Regions from separate parts of the Homo sapiens genome. Here region 2 is linked to region 1. Evidence: read pairs that join two places in POLR2A ChIA-PET (ENCODE). Cell type or tissue: HCT116. All regions are shown on one strand. Each heading gives the region's core, and the rest is flanking DNA. Links, peaks and the distances in the headings are about the cores only.

Region 1 (10,707 bases), core at 3,111-7,110:
TTTCACCATCTTGGCCAGGCTGTTTTCAAACTCCTCACCTCAGGTGATCCACCCATCTTGGCCTCCCAAAATGTTGAGACAACAGACGTGAGCCACCGCGTCCGGCCTGCAATAGGGCTTTTCTTGGCTGCTGTGTCTGATGGGTCCCTTATAAGGGAGAAGCCTCAATGGTGTCTCAAGCTTATCTGATGATGGAACATTTATTTAAGCAGGACATCTCTTGGGACTGGTGGGAATTGCTACTTCATCCCAATAATTCTTTTACATTTTAATAAAAGTGTTTGCATGAGTTATAATTGCATGCACATTTAAGGAAGTTGGCAATCTTGAAAGCTATGACACATAGCAAACTTCAATTATAAAATATTTGAGGGGTCCAGGCAGGCTCCTGCATGTCTGTTTGGCAACGCTGCATTCACAGAAGCTAATATCAGCTAGCCTAAGCTAGGGAGCTTAAGAAGATGAGTTTAATAACCAAATTTAATATGGGTTGGGTTTCATAGACCAGCCTGGACTTGTATCTTTATTACCTCAACCTGCACCTCTAGCTCCCATGGAGAACAAAGGATGAGGAAAGCAAAGGACAAGGACATATTTCTGCCTGCATCAAGGGAGATGAGGCACCAATGACAAGGATATTTCAAATGATGGGCTGAACACACTTAGTGTTTGAAAAATATTACGTAGAGTCCCCAAGTCCTCAGTACCAGGACCCAAGGTAGATGCTCAACCTCAAAGGCAGCAGAGTCTCTCCCAAGGGCTCCCATGGAGGAAAAGAAAGAGGTAAACATAGGTACTGTTGCATAGATGGCAAGAATAATTACTCAGATGTTCCTAAAAGTTCTCCAGGAGCTATGCTTCCAATGCAGTTCAGTGAATGCTGTACATTTTTATTCATACTTATAGGTAAGAAGCCTTTTTCATTCCCCCTGGAAGAAATATATATTTTTTCCCCCTGGGAGAATTTCCATTTCAACTTACTATGAAAATCCCACCAGAATTCAGATGATCAGACTCTACCAAGATACACTTGCTTAAAATTAAGTATTTATTTGAATTGACAAAAACTGTATAGGATTATTATATACAAATGATATTTTGAAATACGTATGCATTGTAGAATAGCTAAATTGAGCTAATTAACATATGCATACTTAGCATTTTTTAGTTGTGAGAACACTTAGAACCTCTAAGTGAGATCACACCCTATTTGTCTTTAAGATAAACTTGCTTTTAAAAGCAGGGATGGCCTGCCTTACACCTTATACAAAAATTAACTCAAGATGGATTAAAGACTTAAATTTAAAACCCAAACCATAAAAAACCCTAGAAGAAAACCTAGGCAATACCATTCAGGACATAGGCATGCAGAAAGACTTCATGACCAAAAGCAATTGCAACAAAAGCCAAAATTGATAAATGGGATCTAATTAAACTAAAGAGCTTCTGCACAGCGAAAGAAACTATCATTAGAGTGAACGGGCAACCTACAGAATGGGAGAAAATTTTTGCAACCCACCCATTTGACAAAGGTCTAATATCCAGAATTTACAAGGAACTTAAACAAATTTACAAGAAAAAAACAAACAATCCCATCAAAAACTGATATGAACATACAAAGGATATGAAAAGGGCAATGGATATGAACAGACACTTCTCAAAAGAAGACATTTACGCAGCCAACAAACATGAAAAAAAACTCAACATCACTGATCATCAGAGAAATGCAAATCAAAACCACAATGAGATACCATCTCATGCCAGTCAGAATGGTGATTATTAAAAAGTCAGGAAACAATAGATGCTGGCGAGGCTGTGGAGAAATAGGAATGCTTTTATACTGTTGGTGGGAATGTAAATTAGTTCAACCATTGTGGAAGACAGTATGGTGATTCCTCAAGGATCTAGAACCAGAAACACCATTTGACCCAAAAATCTCATTACTGGGTATATATACCCAAAGGAATATAAATCATTCTACTGTAAAGACACATGCACACCTATGTTTATTGCAGCACTATTTACAATAGCAAAGACATGAAATCAACCCAAATGCCCATCAATAATAGGCTGGATAAAGAAAATGTGGTACATATACAACATGGAATACTATGCAGCGGAATGAGATCATGTCCTTTGCAGGGACATGGATAAAGCTGGAAGCTATCATCCTCATTAAACTAACACAGGAACAGAAAACCAAATACGGCATGTTCTCACTCATAAGTAGAAGTTAAACACTGAGAACACATGGACACAGAGAGGGGAACATCACATACGAGAGCCTGCTGGGGGTTTACGGGGTGAGGGGAGGGAACTTAGAGGACAGGTCAATAGGTGCAGCAAACCACCGTGGCACACGTATACCTATGTGACACACCTGCACATTCTGCACATGTATCCTGTTTTTTTTTGTTTTGTTTTTTGTTTGTTTTTTTTTAGAAATAAATAAATAAATAAATCTTAAAAAGTGGAGTAGGCTGGGTGCAGTGGCTCACGCCTGTCATCCTAGCACTTTGGGAGGCCAAGATGGGCAGATCACTTGAGGCCAGGAGTTTGATACCAGCCTGGCCAACATGGCGAAACCCTGTCTCTACTAAAAATACAAAAATTAGCCTGGCACACGCCTGTAATCCCAGCTACTTGGGAGGCTGAGGCATGAGAATTGCTTGAACCTAGGAGGTGGAGATTGCAGTGAGCTCGCGCCACTGCACTCCAGCCTGGGCAACACAGAGAGCCTCTGTCTCAAAAAAAAAAAACAAAAAAAAAAAAACAAAAAAGAGCAGGTGTACCCAAGCTTTCTGATGGCCAGAGTCACTTGTACAGCAAAGATGTTTCAGAAGGAAAGAGGTGTGCATTATATCACAGGTACAACATACTGTTATCATAGCCTCTCATGAATCCACTCTTTCTCCCAGCTTGTTCTCTGTTCCTTTCCAAAAAGCTATACGGCTACTGTTAGCATAGGCACCTGTACCAAGGAGTGGGTACAGGCAGGCAGATGTGGGGAAAAGGGAGAGAGCCACTTGAGCTAGGTTAGATGGTTCTACCAAAGATAAGAGCAATGGAGGGTAAGGATGGGCTAGACCACATTTCAGCATGGCCATCAAGAGACGGGACTGAGAGATATGCCAACATATAGATGTAATAGAATATTGGACTTACTAGCCTGCCAGTTGCTGAGAGGAAGGGGCATGTGTTAGACTGTGCTGTTCAAGGCAGAAATCACCAGCAACATATCAATCAAGCACCTGAATTGTGGCTAGTGAAACTGAGAAACTAAATTTTAAATTTTTATTTATTCTTAATGAATTTAAATTTTAAAAACTCACCCTTGATTCAGTCATTGGAAAACTTTTTAGTGTGATTAGACCAAGTTGAGTATATAAATTTACTTTTTTAATTTTAAATTTTATGAAACCTACATACAGATGGAGTACTGCCAATGAAAATTTAGCATCCAAATTCAGATGTGCTCCAAGTAGAAAATACACACTGAATTCAAAAATACATGCCTTGTAAGAAAAAAAAGAATGTGAAAATATCTTATTAAGATTGTTTCATAGTTATTACATACTGAATTAATATTTTTAATATATTGGGTTAAATATTAAAATTGATCTCACCTGCTTCCTTTTCCCACTCAAAAATTCATAATTGTCTAAGTAGCTCACATTCTATTGCTACTGACGGTGCTGTCTCAAGGGCTTTTGCATTTCTTCTATTAGTCAACAGAACTTCCAGGGTGATAGAAAGTCCTAAGAACTAGCTTCCAGCCTTCACTTTGCCAAGGTATCTCGTCACATAACCTTGGGCAAGTCAATTTCTTTGAGACCCACCTTCTTCATCTAAATGTCGATAATAGTTCCTGCCTGTATGTACATGGTTGCTGCCATGAAAGACAGATTATAGTGGAAATATAAAAGTATTCTGTGATTTTTAAAAGTTACTATACCAATCTGTATTAACAAAATCTACTTTCAGGCTTCCTCTCTCTCTACGATAGTTCCATATGATGACCAGGATTAGACCTGGTGTAGATCTGCTCCAGCCACAGAGTCTGAGAGCAGGGAGGTGCCTAGAGATCAATGGTCTGACTGCATAGCAGTACCTGGACCTCTTATCTGGAGAAGGCTTCACTTCTCACACCGCCTTTATTTTGCAACCAAAGGGAGCCTCAGAGAGGTTTTTCCAAGTGTCACTACAAAAACCTTAAGCCCGCTTTCTTCCTCCAGCTGCTGTTCACCCAAAAGTGAAGGGAACACCTCTGGGGCCAACAGTCACCCTGGGTGGGAAGCAGGGTTGGAATACTCTGGTAGCACCAATGGGAGCCTGCTTCCCTGAGGGCACGGTGGAAATGCAGCTGCTTTTCCATTCACAGTGCCCTGGATGAGCAGGGAGGAAGGGGTGGCATTTCAAGTTCATCTGCCCAGAGGTGCCCCTGTTAATAATGTCTGGAGAGGGCACCTCCAGACGTTCCACAATTTTGGAAATTAGGAAAATTTCCATCAAGATTCCATGTATAACGGCATTGCCCCATTATATGCAGGGCACCCTTAGCCTTTCCCAGAAGTTTCTAGGCTGCACTGGGAACAGGGTCTCTGCCCACATTATTTTCCAGTTTTGTGTAAGTCTCTCTCACTGGTGTGTTTTAGCTTCCATTTCTTTCACTTCTTTTGACTTTTTTGGTTGTATTTCCAATGTCCCAAACAATCCTACCCTAATTAGCTCCTTCCAGTGCAGAACCTAGGCAATGTTTGGGAGTAGTTGCCCCCGATTATTTCTCTGGCAGGCCCTCTCCTTTTTCTCCTCAGGCATTTAGAAACTTCCTGCCTTTCTAAGCCACCTCCTGGAAAAGGATATGAGCTTGCCAGGAAGGTTCAGCTGAGCCACCCTCCGGCAGGCCCTCCTCACGGGCCTGCATCCGGAACAGCGCCCCCTCCTTCGTCCTTTCCCTTTTGACACCCTCTCCTACAGCCCATCTTTAATACTGCCTGGTCATTATTTTTAAATAGGTATCATTATTCCTTAATTCACAAGAACTGTAAATACTGATTTCTCCATCTGCCTCCCCACAGTGTAAACTCCTACAGGGTTTGCCTCAGGTATCTGATAGACTTTGCCTATTATTTTTGAATCCCCAGAGTTCAGTTCAGTGCCTGGTATGCAGAATATACTGGACAAATGTTTGTTGAATGAGCTCCTGATCCTCCTCCAAGGAATATTTGCATTTTAATAAGAACCAAAGTCTAAGCTAAAGGACTAATGCTCTGAATGGGGAATTCCAGTATTATCTGTAGGAAAATTCCAGCAGATGCCACTGGCTTACCCTGCGGCTGCCAGGTAGGTTGAGGCTGGGAGCTGCCCCAGGGATGCACACCGTGAGCCTCAATGCCCAGATCTTTAGTCCAGCGGTTTTTAAAGTGTTGTGCCTGGGCCAGCAGCAGCAGCATCCGCTGGGATCTTGTTAGGAATGCACACTCTCGGCCCGGCGCAGTGGCTCACACCTGTAATCCCAGCGTTTGGGAGGCCGAGGCAGATGGATCATTTGAAGTCAGGAGTTCCAGACCAGCCTGGAAAGCATGGTGAAACCCCATGTCTACAAAAAATAGAAAAAAATTTAGCCGGGCGTGCATGGTGGCGCACGCCTGTAATCCCAGCTATTCAGGAGGCTGAGACATGAGAATCACTTGAACCCAGGAGGCAGAGGTTGCAGTGAGCCAAGATCGTGCCACTGCACTCTAGCCTGGATGACAAGAGCGACGCTGTCTCAAAAGAAAGAAAGGAAGGAAGGAAGGAAGGAAGGAAGGAAAGAAAAAAGAAAAGCACACTCTTAGGCCCCACCACCAAGGTCCTGGATCAGATACCCTGACAACGAGGACGAGCAATCTGTGTTTTAACAAGCCATCCAGGGGGCGGCTGATGCAGGCTCAAGCTTGAAAACCCCTGTCGGAAGCATTCCTTGCCTTCTGTGTGCCAGGCATCCTGCTGCTTGCTGAAAAGAACAAAGATGTCCACCTGGAGTTACCTGCAGGCTTTTGAGTTCACTGATTTCCCTAGAAACAATTGTAAGAGTGCTGGCCGGGCTGCCCCCAGCGGCTGTTTCTGATCAATAAAAACAAAACAACAAAACAGCCAGACTCACAGAAAACACCTGAGAGATTTGTTTCAGCTAAGACTTCCTTCTGTGAGAATTAGGAAAGACAATGACCCATAGCCTTCTAGAGGGGGTGGGTGCGGCCTTGTTTTACGGACACTTGCCTGAGAGAGGACCACTTTAAAGGGACTAGTGGCCTGATGACCAGCAGCTCAGCCATCAGAAGGAGCTGCTTTGTAGTGCCCCATCCTCTCCAGAAGGCGTGTGATTTAAGGAATATCCAGGTTCACTGCTTGACTCATCTTTAAAGAAAAGGCAAGACTGAAGTTCGAGAAGAAAGAAACGAGGTTCTGTAGTATTTCCTGAAATGCCAAAGGATGTGCCGTTCAACTGTACAAAATAATCCCAAGCTATTTTTAGGGTCTTTACTTACATGACACTTCATTTTTCAAAATGTATTTAAGAACTCTTCTAAGTGTTAGATTTTCAGAAAGCATTCACTTTTGACTGTATAAAAGAACTTGCCGCTCACATTCTTTTGCAGCTGCTAAGTTATGCAGGGTGAGTCTGGAAAGCCTGGCTTTTCACTCTGCAAGGAGGCGACCTCCCTCCATTCCACGCCTCTCAGACAAGCTGGGGCTGTGGACCCCAGGTGTCTCCTCCGTGCCATTGCTTTCTAGATAGTTTGTACATTTTTTAAGGGAAAAACATCAGTCATGTCCAATGTTGAGACTGAGATTGATCAAAATTTCAGACCACCTTAAGGGAAATAATTCTGCAGCACACAGTTCCTCCAGTTTACTTTCGGGTCATCTATGATATTTTAGCTGCCTGCCAGACATCGGCCTCCTAGGGAGCTGATTAAAGGATCTTTGCAAAACAAGCCTATTTCTGAGTCAGACAGTCAAGAACTCATTATCCATTAAGTAATTTATAGGATGCCTTTAATTCTTTTTATATAAATCTAATTACAAGAAAGAAACCTTGTCTCCTTGACTCTCCTATTTCTAATTTTCGGAATCTCTGAGTTTCCTATTTTTAATTTTTAAATTCTTAAAATATATATTTTTAAAAAATAATGTTTCCTTCCTGTGAGTGGCTCAATGTTGGAGCGTCCCCACTCTATTTCTGGAGACTAATTTAAAATAGCTCTCAATGTGCTCTCTCTGTTGATCGATGACTTGGCCGCATCCTAAGCCTATCAGATGCAGACGCCTGGGCGGAGAGGGCCCTGGAGGAGCTGCCAGCTGAAGGACTGGGGCTGAGAGCCACTTGATCTCCAGAAGGAGGGTGTAAGACTGCCCTGTAATCACAGCCTCGGAGAAGAGGCTCCTAACTGGGGCCTGCCCATAGGAAGCTCAGTGAACCAAGGGAAACACAGATGTGAATGAGATGCAAATGCAAGTGAATAGAGAACTCGATTGACTTCGCAAAGAAAAACATTGAGGCAGGTAGCAAAAGAGATTTCTTTTAATGGTTTTTCTTTTAGATACCTTTAAATTGGTTTTGTTTTAATTAATTAATTAATTTATTTATTTATTTTTCGTGAGATGAAGTCTTGCTCTGTTGCCTAGGCTGGAGTGCAGTGGCACAATCTCGGCTCACTGCAACCTCCGCCTCCCAGGTTCAAGTGATTCTCCTGCCTCGGCCCCCCAAGTAGTTGGGATTACAGGCACCTGCCACCAAGCCTGGCTAATTTTCATATTTTTAGTAGAGAAGGGGCTTCACCATGTTGGCCAGGCTGGTCTCAAACTTCTGACCTCAAGTCATCCACCCACCTCGGCCTCCCAAAGTGCTGGGATTACAAGGGTGAGCCACCGTGCCCGGCCTAATTTATTGAAAATATAAATAAAATGGTGCCTTGAATGTTCTGCTTGGTTGAAGGACAAGACCAGCTTTTCTAACCTGGACTCTACTCTCTCTGCCTCTGAATAGCTGTGTGATGTCACCTGCTCTATCTGAGCTTCATTTTCCTTGTTTTTCTTCAAAGGGATAGTAACACTTAAGCCATAAATACATGCACTGCAACCAAAATATATTTAGTAGTATACTATCAATAATCTCTATGTGGTACCTAATCTGTATCAACATTAGTTCTTGAGACATCCACATGCATGTACACACACACGCACACACAAAAATGACAGGTGGAAATAACTTTTTTACTAAAAGTTATTTTCTCCAAAGTCAACGAAGTATAAGTAAAAGAAAGTAGAAAGGCTCTTTCTCTGAAGGTAGGTACAAGCTATGAAGTCCTGCCTAGCATGTGAGTTGGACACGCCCTTGATAGACTGTCTTCTAAAACTAACTCCAAACTTTCATTCTTTCTAACTAGAGAAAGAACCGTGTCTGACAATGATATCTTCATTTTACATGGTATTTTGTCCTCTGGAACATACTTTCAGATATATTAATATAAGGGAAATAAAACATAGGGTTACCCAAGGCCATTCAATGACTCAGATAAGCCAACCTTTGTTTTATGATAAAAATAACAAAAGGAGAAATTTCCAACTTTTTTTTCATGTATCTTATGTCTTAAAGTACAAGTGAAAAAGTCATAAAATCCAGGGCTCATTTTAACATGCAAAAATTTCCAATCTCTTTTCATTGCCATTTCCAGGAATGGGTAGAGAAAGAAATCACATCCTCAATTCAAAGAGTGAAAATTTCTAAATATATTCTTGAAACTACAGCCAGATGTAATCTATTCAACACGTATTTGTATTCAAATTATGTTTTTCACTGCATCTGTGTTTTCTATCCAAATATTTATAATTCAGTTAGGAGATGCTCTTATTAGAAATAAAAGCAATTGTATTAGAGACCATTGAAAACTGCATTGCACTTACCGGTTTCCTGGATGTCCAGGAACCAATGGCTGTAGCCAGACAGAACAATGATCGATCTGTCAGCTGAAATCTAGCCCTGAATTCCCAGAGAACTCTTTGTTAGAACTTCCATTTCCTTCCCCGGCCATAGCCTTGGGTGGACAGAACCACTTTCAGCTGACCTTTGTCTTTTTCTCTCTCTCCAGTGACCAGCCTAATGGCCATTTCATTGGCCTGTACACCTACCTATAAATACTAATAACCCCTTTTTTGACAAAATGTTTGTAACACAACTTTTATTATCACCAAATGAAAATCATAGTGTAACCAACAGACACACTTTAAAAACAAAATCAATATATTGCCATAACTATAAATACTGTAATTTACATATCAACAGAAAGCTACTTTATACAATAAATAATATGTATTTTAAAATTTTGATGCTAAGGCACAAGCATATTAGAAGACAGAATGAAGTGTCAGAAGCTGTCACCTGTTTGTTTGCAGCACTGTAATGAATGTAACGGGTACAAATGTAGACTGACACAGGTTTGATAAAAGGCATGGCTTATCAAATTGCTGAATAATTTCTGATGAAGTTCCTAACAAGTTAAATAATAATCTTCTCTGCCGGGCACAGTGGCTCAAGCCTGTAATCCCAGCACTTTGGGAGGCCGAGGCGGGTGGATCACAAGGTTAGGAGATGGAGACCATCCTGGCTAACACGGTGAAACTCCATCTCTACTAAAAATACAAAAAATTAGCTGGGCGTGGTGGCGGGAACCTGTAGTCCCAGCTACTCGGGAGGCTGAGGCAGGAGAATGGCATGAGGTCCCGAGCCCCAGCTACTCGGGAGGCAGAGGTTGCAGTGAGTCGAGATTGCATCAGTGCACTCCCGCCTGGGTGACAGAGCGAGACTCCATCTCAAAAAAAAAAAAAAAGAAAAAGAATAATCTTCTCTCAGTTTACACAGTTGTTGCATTCTTGAAAAATTCGATTATACTACAACTGTCTAATAATTAAAAAAATAAAAGTAAGGCTGGGCACAGTGCCTCACACCTGTAATCCGAGCACTTTCGGAGGCCGAGGCGGGCAGATCACCTGAGGTCAGGAGTTCGAGACCATCTTGGCCAACATGATGAAATCCCGTCTCTACTAAAAATACAAAAATTAACTGGGTGTGGTAGTGCACACCTGTAATCCCAGCTACTTGGGAGGCTGAGGCAGAAGAATCACTTGAACCCAGGAGGCAGAGCTTGCAGTGAGCAGAGATAGCACCACCGCACTCCAGCCTGGGTGACAGAGTAAGACTCCGTCTCAATAAATAACAACAGAGGTACAGGCTGGTTCCTCGCTCCAAGGGAGTCACGTCCATTGCAAGACATCAAAATCCTGTACTCCTGTCCATTAAATTCCAGAGATGCCCCCCAGGCATTTGGACAATTTTTTTAAAAATGGTCCTTTAAGTTTCCACCATGTCCCTCAGGGTAGTGTGGTCCTCATTATGAATAGTGACATAGGGGCTTTGTCTGCCTAAGTATCACTAAGTAGGCCCAGGTGTAACACATCAGCATAGTTAGTATAGTAGACAGTGGGGAACACTGGCAGGATCTTGACAAGATTCCCAGCTGGAGGAAGCTCTTTCTGGAAGCACCACCTAGGATACATTAGAATTGAAAAGGTTGGCAGGGGAGGGGAAATTGGTTAAAGGTTACAGCCATGGTAGAGCAGAAAGGTCAAAAATTACACTGCAGTGGTGAGAACAAAACGGAGGTG
Region 2 (10,707 bases), core at 2,578-6,577, 56 kb after region 1:
AAATGGCACTGGTAATAAGGTGATAAAGACAGTTACAGGGCTTAAGTAAAAAAATTGGTAGAGAAGCCATAGAGACATATATATTATGTATAATGTATAATTATTATATATAATATGTGTACTATATATTATATGCATACTGTATATGATATGTATATATCATATATTATATACAACACATATGTGTATATATGTATATATTACATATTATGTGTATATTATGTTATATGTATATTCTATATTCTATAATATGTATTACGTATATATTATGTATTATGTATACATTTTATATTATGTATATAATATGCATATTATACATTATATGTGTATTATATATTATACTCTATGTATGTGTAAATATACTACATATGTAATAATATATATCCATGCATGCACACACACACACAAGCACACATGCACGAATTTAAAGTTGGACCGGAGAAGGAAAAGAAGCAATGCATAAAAGCTGAAAGGCACAATGCAGTTATGAAGTAATCTCCTTTGCTGGGCATACCAAAGTTAGCAAGCTTATAGTCAAGGAGAAAATTAATGTTTGATGATGTTTAAAATCATGGTGATTTCCTGAGAAACAGAGTCTCCCTTTGAATAGAAAAGGATAGGTGTCTTAGGACAGATGGTAGTGTTTGGTTTACTGGAAGAGATGGCCTGGTCCCTAGAAAGGAAGAAAAAGTTGTTCATAGCAAGAGAGAGATGAGACAGAAAGGTAAGTTGCTGACGGGCCTGGTCTGTGATTATTCAATCTTAGGGCTTATTTCTCTCTCAACATAATGTTTCAAGCCTATCCCGCCTCTTTGTCCTTTAGTATGTACTGCTATTTTTTACTTTTTTTTCTAGTTATTTCATGTATAAACCAAATCATAAGCCCCCTGAGGGTACAGACCTTGCATTAAAGTACTTTTCGTCATCCACAATGCCGAACATGGAGTGGTGCTGAATTCATTTTGGTTGATTGATTTCTATTTAGGATTCTGGAGAAAATTTACATACTTTCGAAGAGATTAGTATTTTTTTTAACATGTTGGTTGAAAATGCAGCAGGGAATAGAAAATTGGTTTTATAATTTTCAGAAAAAAAAAGTTATGGTGTTTTTTCCTGAATTTATCGCAAGAAATGTCAACTGGTTTTTAATTTTTCTCCAGTAGGTCTAGAGGCAGAAGATGGGAAAATTAGGACTAACATTTTCTGGGTTAAGGAAAATAGGAGGAAGCAAATTGCATAAAGCATGTAAATGAAATCATGTGTGAGACTCCCTTAGCATAGAACATGGTACATAGCAGTGCTCAATGTCTGTTAGCCACTATTTTTACTGCTACTATTATCATTATCAACATCATCATAGCCCTTAGGGCTTAGAATCCTAGTGAGAGTGATTTCTGTATGCCAAAAAAGTGATAACTAAAGTAGAGATTTCCAAACTTCCTTGCTTCATGACACTCTTGGTATTCCATAATTTTTTTCACTGTGTCCCTAGGCCAAAAATAATACCTAATTGTTCCATTTATTAAATAGCTATATCCAAATACCTTAGTAAGTGCTTATGTTTTAACAAGTAAGGAGTTATATGAAAAGTTAATGCAAAATATTTGAAAAAAAACATTTTTCTTACATGCTTAACTCGAATTAGTTTTTAATGGATTGTAGCATGCCTATCTCAAAGCTTGAAATCAGTTTGCAACCACAACTCTCATTTCCTGTTCCACATTGCTTCTTGCATGGTACTTGTTTTATCAGCTTAACAACTACTAAAAACCCAGCTTTGCAAAGATATATGTTACCATCAAAAGGAACAAAGTGTGATTCTATTGAAATCATGAATTACCTTGAGCTAGTAGGTCGCACAGTGTCTGACAGATGATGAATATTGCTGTATTTCCTTAGAAAATGTACAGCAGCCCATGGAACCCCAGTGAATTCACTACAGTTTCCTAGGGTGCCTGAGAGCATGGTTTGGGAACCATGGCACTAAGGCAAAAGTCCCAATAGTTTGGCCAATGTTAACTGTCTCATTGTTTTTCTGGTTTGATGGTCATATCATGCCTCCTGACCCAGGCCTAAGGGCATTTGAAGTCGCAGAGAGGAGGTCAGGTCAAAGGTTACAGGACATGCCCAGCCCTTAAGCTGTGGTCATGTGAAATCCTCCAAGCGTTGGAGATGGGGGCGAAGCCTATGGTTCTCCAGGATTGCAGATGTTCTCTGGGCCAAAGAAAGAACACTCTGAGGCAGGGGCTGAGTGATCTGCCCACAGTTGATGGGCCTGGGAACTTGCCAGGATCATCCACCTTTCCAAATGGTGAATTGTAAATATAAGCACAAAGAGGAAGCAGCAATGAGCATTTCCCCTGTCACTGTCTTCAATAAAATTACAGACTTCTTTTGCAGCTCCTGACTGCTATTCTTCTGGGCTGGCTGAGGGATCACTGTGCATCTGTCACTGTGCTCACTAGAATTCGCCCTTTCTCCTATAATAAAGGATGAGTATTCTCAGCCCCTTCTCCACCTCCTTCTATGAAAGTGGTGTTTCTGACAGAGAATGTCCAAGCCTGAAAGGTGGGTCTCTAAGCTGCAGGTGAGGGCTGTGATCTCCCTCCTGTTGGGATACTTGAAAGTAAGATTTTTCTGTCTATAACCTTCTGCCCACCTTCTGACTGAGGGGCCAGGCTGAACATGGGTCCAGTGGCTATCGGATGGAAGGACATACACTCATGTGCTATACTTTTCCTTTTGTTTCTGGAGCATTTACTGCCTTTTGTCAAAATTTATAATCTACTTGATACTCATTACTGGTTGTCCAGTACCCAACATATGGGACTGACAATAAATATTTGTTAAACAAAATTTAGCAGGACTGAAATATGGTACAGGATGAGTAGGAAATTGGGTTTGAGACACAAGGCCAAGGATCAAAGCTAATGTGGCATTTCTAAGGGACTTCCAAGGGTCATTAAAGCCAAGTTTTAAAAAACCAGGAAAGAGTCGAAAAGTCAAAACTACCAATTGAGAGTATCACTTTGGTGTCACCAAATAGTGTATGCTATGGCAGAATCAGGATTTTCTATTTCTTTGATGCTTGATGAGCAGCTTAGATCCCTACAAAGAGTTTTTAATGGAATCAAAGGGTCTTTAATAACCTTTTCTTTAATGGAATGAGAATAACGTAACTTGTTCTTCAACGGTTCAGAAGTGGGTGGGTTCTAGCACAAGACTGTGGTGAGATTGTAGGAGTCTCTGTAGCAGTGGAAGTATGTGAGCCTGCTGCCTGATGAAGACATTGTCATCTCCAACAGGGAGTATGGAATGGACGTGGGGAATAGATGAAGCATATAGCATGTGTGTTATTGTAGTGTGATGACAATCTTGACTTTAAAAATTAAATGCAACTGGTTTTGATTTACTACAATATACCGTTCCTGAAGGAAAGACTTGTCAGTGCTCCTATTCCCCTCTCCATCTCTTTCTGTTTATTTTAGGATCACCACCCTACCTAGATCCACTTGTTCACTCATCTGATTAGGGTTTATCACGTGACTTGCTACATGTTGGTCCCAATTGAAACATTCATGATGTAAAGATAAGCAAGATGTAGATGGGACCCCGAGAATCTCACATTATTTCACATGATCCCCAAAGTGAGATCTCTGGGCACTCATCTCAAATGTTTCTGAAGAAAAGGACCCAGGGCTAAGTTTGGAAACCGTTGAAATCACTCATTAAATGTGTGTTTTTACCGAAGGACCTCTCAGAGCCTTGATTCTGGGAATGTGCATTGCAAATTTCCAAGACGGGGTTTTCTAGTTCACTGTGTCTGAGAATTAATTTTACCAGAGGCTCTTTTACTTAAAAAAAGAAATCTAACTAGTATGGTGTTCTTGGGGGTTTTATTTTGGAAAACTCTGGCCCAGGTAAAATGGTTTTTTTTTCCTGTTCATTAGACCGTGTCCATCTCTGCTTCTGCCTATCTTTCTTCACATTCAGAACTTCCCTCACTCTCTTCTGTCAACAACCATAGCTTCTAGATCTTTCTTTGTCACCTCTATTCAACCTCATTCAACTCAACCTCTTTTATTTGATGCTATATGTTCTTACTTGACTGAGGTCCTTAGCTTTACTAACTTGAGGCATCTAGCACACCTCAATGCTACTTTCTATTTGTTTCTCACAACCATGGTTATCTGGGAAGTCCCTGTGGCTCCAGGATCTCCTGTCTGGACCAGATCTTCACAGTAGCCTTTCTCCTCAGGCAAATCTTAGAGAAGATTTGCCCGGGTTTTTCTGACCAGTAGAGGGCCCTTGGTAGCTGTCTAGTGACCTATGGGCATAACTACCCTTCCAAAGCTTAACCCTGTCTAAATTCCATGTTTCAGCGAAAACATCAATTTCTGGAAAATGTGTTACTCATCTCTTTCCTCCATCAAATGCTACTCATGACAAGCACTTCTGGGGTGCTCACATAGTGTTGACGACAAAGAGAGACATCTATTTATTAAATATGTACATAGTGATTATACTGAGTCAAGCACAATGCTATTGTGTGAAATCCATGACACTATTATTATCTCAGGTTTACAGATGGGAAAACACCTGAATGATTAAGTAACCTTTCCAGGGTCGCACAGCTGGCAGGTGGTGCAGCCCATTTGCCCCAGGCAGGCTGGCTTCAGAGGCCATGTTCTCTACTGCGACACCTCACTGGCTCTAAATGTAATAGAAAAATTATATGGCAAATCAGAAGGTGCTAAGTGCAAAGAAAAAAGTAAAAGGAAAAGGAGAATTTGGGCCTGGTAGAGGGGATCAGGCAATCAGGTGGAGCTGGGAGGGGGTAGCTGTGGCTTCTACTGTGGGGGTAGCTGTGGCTTCTACCGTGGGGCCAGGACAGGCTCATGCAGAAAGCGCCCTCTGAACAGAGACATGTAGGGGTGAGGGAGTGTGTTTCCACTGTCAAATGAATAGAAATCTCTGGAGAAGTGTGTTCCAAGCAGAATATTCAAACCCCAGGAGCAATTCTGGAAAACGTTCATGTGGGAGGGACTTCTGCATGCAACCACTTTGGCCTCTAGTTTGCCTGAGTCCCACCCCTTGTTTCTGAATTCCACTGATACTGTTCTCTTTGTACAAAGGGCACCATTATCAAGAGCCATAGCACGGTGGCTTCTGCCTGTCTTTCTTCAAATCCAGGACTTTCCTCACTCTCTTCCCTCTATCAGCCACCATAAGCTTGGAGATCTTTCTTTGACACCTTTAGATATTTCCCCATCTCCCCTTTCCCTAAATCCAAAATACTGCTATCTCTTTCCCAGTAGATTCATCACACTAACTCATTCCGATATCCATTTAGATCTCGGCATATAGTCTTGATAAATTAAAATTTCAAACTTACGTAAAATGTTCTGCCTATTCTCCCAAGGACATGTGCTATGTTTTATAATGAAATTTTAATCTTTATTTTTAAAATAATTTGTGCAAAGAGAAGGCATCTGGCTTTGTTTTATCTGCTACAGAAAAGGGATCATGTCATGGGTATATTCTTTACCAGAAATGGGCAATTATTTTGCCTTCCAGCTGGATTAGAGAGAAAAACAGGCTCACCTTAGCAACAGCATTCTGATGCTGATGTCATCACCTCACATCATTTTGGTCTCATGTCACTGCATTCTTTCTCTAAAATCTCAAGCCACAGCTTTATAGATCTCTGCATTTAGAAGGCTTAATGAAAAAGGAAGAAATAACCATACTTAAATATTCACTGAGTCATTCTAATCTTGAACTCTGTTAGCAGGTCCCTTTTCCACAGCAAAACAAAATGAGAATTGTGCTTTTTCTACTCCAGTTTTTGCTGCAGCTTTGCCTGCAACCCTCGTCTCTCTCAAGCTCAGGCCCACACACTCCTGCTCTATACCCCCAACCCATGGGATTGCCAACCTCTCCAACAAGCCTAATCACTTACAAATAGAATGATTTTATTTCGCAAAGCAGTCCAATCCTGAGACGATTATGGTGAGCTTACAATCATGGATCCTAGGGCTAGAAGAAATCTTTCATCTACACCCTAGCTTCTTATTTGAAGATGAGGAAGCAGACAGCAAGACAAGGCTTACTTTTGTAAAAGACAGAAAAGATTTTAACTCCCTGGAAGTTTGTGGCTCCTCAAAATTTCAATGAGGATTCTCATAGGGTGTCAGATCATGCATCAAATGTTATGTACCTCACCCCTTCCCTCACCCCACCCAACCCCTGCCTTCCTCTCCCTGCTACCCTTTCACCACCCCTCTTCTCCATACACAAAAATCCCATATACCCAAGTCACTAAATCACAGCAGCCAGAAATCCTTCCCACACCAGGAACTGGACTGAGTCCCTTCCACTTAGAAGTTTCAATACTGACTTTGGTCTCACAGCAAATAACATTTAAAAAACTGAGCACTTTGGGAGGCCAAGGCGGGTGGATCACTTGCGGCCAGAAGTTTAAGACCAGCCTGGCCAATGTGGTGAAACTTATGCCTGTAACCCCAGCTACTTGGGAGGTTAAGGCATGAGAATCACTTGAACCTGGGAGGCAGAAGTTGCAGTAAGCCACGATTGCACCACTGCACTCCAGCCTGGGCAACAGTGTGAGATTCTGTCTCAAAAAAAAAAAAAAAAAAAAAAAAAAAAAAAAAAAAAAATTCACAGTTGTATAGAATCATTTAAATTGTGTTTATGTATAGTTATAAAATTTGTATATATCAATATGAAAAATTCACTGTCAATGAATAGAAAACTATCCACATACATACTACACTTTGGTAAAATCAGGCTCTCCGTTTTCAAAACCACAAGCTATGCCACAAAGACAAAGACTTCCTTTATAAGCTTTCATCACACACTAACCGTCATGTTCTAAAAGTAATTTTAAAAGTTCTCAATTTGCTGGGTCCCTGACTAAGAAACACAGATGACATTTTTAATCTATTTGAATCTTAAAGTTATTTTTAACATAATTAAGCATTTATAACCTTGCTTTATAGATACATACTCTGAGTTATGTAACATCACTGAGCTAATACTTTGGACCACACTTAGAAAAAAATCTCTGTTCTTAAGATTTCACATTTAAATATACTGAGGACACTTTGGGTTTTTTTGGTTAAAAGTCAATGTCGGCCAGGTGTGGTGGTTCATGCCTGTAATCCCAGCACTTCGGGAGGCCAAGGCGGGCAGATCACCTGAGGCCAGGAGTTTGAGACCAGCCTGGCCAATACGGTGAAACCCCGTCTCTACTAAAAGCACAAAAATTATACAGGCATGGTGATGCACACCTGTAATCCCAGGTACTTGGGAGGCTGCGGCATGAGAATTGCTTGAACCCAGGAGGCGGAGGTTGCAATGAGCTGAGATCGTGCCACTGCACTGCAGCCTGGGTGACAGAGCAAGATCTTGCCTCAAAAAGTTAAAAATAAAAATAAAAAGAAGTCAGTGTCTTTTTTTAAAGAACTTTTTAATATTGACAATAGCCAAACAAAAAGTTCATCAAACTTCTAGAAAACTAGAAATTTTACCAAATGAGCAATGAGTACACATTTTTCATAGTGTATAAACTAATAAGTATTAATTGCCTTAATTAGACTCACTGACACCCAAATAAGGGTTTTATCATCGTTCTCAAAGAAGACAAAGGGGCTAACTAATTTATCTTTATGTCTTCAATATTGGAAAGATTATTATAAAGCATTAATTGCACACTCTCCTTTGAACACTACTTTGCAGTAATTTATCACTTCATACTCACTCAATCTGGGAAGTCACTTTCTTTACCTTCACTTTACAAGTAGAGAAGTTGAGGCACATCAGGTTAAAGACTTAATCCTGGGTCTCTAAAGAACCTAGTGGCTGAAGTGGATTCTGTGTAAAATTTAGGCCTCTTAGTGGGGCAAATACTCACAGTCTAATCCTAAAAGTGGAGCAAAGATTCGTACTCTATTAACATGTTTTGACAGGGAGTTGGCAAGCTGGCAAATTTTGGTGGGTTCTCTTGTTTATATAGAAGAAAATAATAATGGGTGACATTATCCTCGAAGTAGAAAACAGAGAACTTCCTGCAATATTTTAAAGGAAATATAGGGATTTAATTTAAAATATAATTACCCAAATCATGTCTTTCAAGGATTTTGAATTCATTTATTGTACCTTTTTAGCTGGTTGGCTGGCCAGTTTGATTTGTTTGCCCCCGCATTTAAGAACTCTGTTGGATATAAAAACCACTCACAGTTTGATCAAAATAATAATTTTTAAGTGTACATTCTCAGTTTACTTAATTGCTGAGTTTATGTCCAGGGCCACTGTGTATGACCATGAAGGTTGCATGCAGAAAATCTCTAGAGCATTATTTAGGTCATACTTACCATTCTACAGTCCACATTCTTGAAGTATATGTACCGCTGGAGTTGTATAGTACACAACCTACTCAACTGTACACATCTGCCCAGTTAACATCTTTAGATTAAGGTTAGGGTTGAGGAAGGTGAATGTTATTAGAGGTTGATCTCATTATTAGGAGCTTCTCACCTTTGGATAATCTTTGTGTTTCTGCCCTGGCTCTTTCCTAGTTTTGTCATTATTTTTCCAAATTTCTCAAGTCCCTGACCCACATGCATCTACCACTGAGACTTTTTTTACATGGCCTGTAATAGGGTAAAGACTAGGGACTAGGGTTTCTACACCCCGGGAGATTGATTAGAGAAATCCATGAATCAGCTTTTACTTTTGTAGTTCTAGGAACTATCCAGTTCTATTGTACAATCTGGGCCAAGCTGTGGGTTCCACAAAAGGCTCAAGTTCCAGCCCTACAAAGGAATCAGAGGTATGTTGTCCCCTGCCTAAGTCACAATAATGATCCTCAATCATTGATTCCTACATCTATTAATTGGCACTATTCCTGTCCAAGTCTTTCTCATCGTTTTCCTGCTAAATAATGGTCCCACAACATGATCTCGGAAAATAAAAAAGAATTCCCCTTTGGGCTTATGTGGGAATCAATGCATACTACATTGTCCACTTGGAGATTCACATTGCACATGAGCATATTAAAGGCTTTGAGAAGTCCTGCAAGAAACAAAAGTTTAATTTTGTTTATCTCCAAACTTAATTTCACGGACTCAACACCAGTCCTTGAAAGCAGCTGGGAAGGAGGCTGTACCCTGCAAAACCACAGGAGCAGAGCTGTTCAAGACCATGGGAACTCACCCCCTTGCATCAGCATGACCTGGATGTGAGACATAGAGTCAAGGGAGATCATTTCGGAACTTTAAGATTTGACTACCCTGCTGGATTTCAAACTTGCATGGGGCCTGTAGCCCCTTTGTTTTGGCCAACTTCTCCCACTGCCTGTACCTCCACTGTATCTAGGAAGTAACTAACCTGCTTTTGATTTTACAGGCTCATAGGTGGAAGGGACTTGCCTTGTCTTGGATGAGACTTTGAACTGTGGACTTTTGAGTTAATGCTGAAATGAATTAAGAATTTGGGGGACTGTTGGGAAGGCATGATTTCTTTTTAAGTGTAAGAACATGAGATTTGGGAGGGGCCAGGGGTGGAATTATATGGTTTGGCTCTGTTCCCACCCAAATCTCATCTTGAATTCCCACCTGTTGTGGGAGGGATCTGGTGGGAGGTAATTGAATCATGGGGGCAAGTCTTTCCCGTGCTGTTCTCATGACAGTGAATAAGTCTCACAAGATCTGATGGTTTTAAAAAGAAGAGTTCCCCTGCATGAGCTTTCTATCCTTGCCAGCTGCCATCCATGTAAGATGTGACTTGCTCCTCCTTGCCTTCCACCATGATTGTGAGGCTTCCCCAGCCACGTGGAACTGTAAGTCCAAATAAACTTGCTTCTTTTCTAAATTGCCCAGTCTTGGGTATGTCTTTATCAGCAGCATGAAAACGGACTAATACACTCCTGTTAATATAAAAAATACACATTGGGAAATGCAAATCTGCAGAATAACAAGTTCAATAAATAATGCTTCTCTGCATAATTTAAGACTATCCCCTAACCTCACTCTTATTGATTGCTGGTTTTTAGTGCCCATCATAGAGTGTGTAGCACAACCTTGGCCATTTACAGGTTTTCTCTAGCACTTTAGCTGTATAATGAGTTGAGCTTCAAAATGAATGCATGCAGGAAAGGGAAGGGGATCCAAGGAGGTAGGGAGAAAGTTGTGAGTAGAGGGAAAGGAAACACAGCAGAGGGACAACAGGCATTCAAGGAAGACAAGCCTGTTACCTGCCCTTGTATTACTAAATCCATTTTTCAAAGGAGGAAACTGAGGCTTAGCCAAGTTAAATAACTTGCTCAAGGTCACACTACTAGTTTGGTCATGACTTTAACCTGAACCCATATTGCAGACTTTGAACCCCATGCCATTCTCTTTCCATTTCATTGTATTTGGCATAGTATTACACTATTATCATTATTACTACAATATTACACTGTTATCATTGTTACTATGTTATTAGTATTATCATTATTACTATCATTATTACTACAACTGATTGAGCAGGCTCCAATCAGTTCTCAAGTTCAAGTCCTATCTCTCTCACTATTAGCATGTGCCATTGCCTGGGGTCTCCTGTCCCTAAGATTCTTCTTTATCTCTGCAACAAGGATATAGCAATTCTCATGGGATTGTGGGAGGATTAAAGGAGTTAGTGCTC

What was found. ChIA-PET counts read pairs that join two places held together with the same protein. Peaks named below come from ENCODE experiments on the same cell type or tissue, not always from the same donor. Only the 100,000 strongest peaks of a DNase experiment are listed, where the experiment ranks them.
Region 2: POLR2A ChIA-PET joins it to region 1 with 6 read pairs; 21 of 35 experiments call an interaction of 5 or more read pairs at or near these places.

What each region holds. Positions count from the first base shown.
Region 1 is chr13:97,263,179-97,273,885 of GRCh38, reverse strand. The region is part of intron 1 of MBNL2 (muscleblind like splicing regulator 2); the gene reads right to left. The region is part of intron 3 of LOC101927385 (a long non-coding RNA gene); the gene reads left to right. Among named protein-coding and RNA genes, the nearest start is that of MBNL2, 46 kb to the right of the region's middle. In HCT116, for the core only: no CTCF peak of the experiment used is centred there; no DNase peak of the experiment used is centred there; H3K27ac peaks cover 4,000 bases.
Region 2 is chr13:97,206,545-97,217,251 of GRCh38, reverse strand. It overlaps a transcript of MBNL2 not described here. Among named protein-coding and RNA genes, the nearest start is that of MBNL2, 10 kb to the left of the region's middle. In HCT116, for the core only: a CTCF peak has its summit at 4,301 (motif pointing right); a DNase peak (open chromatin) is centred at 4,299.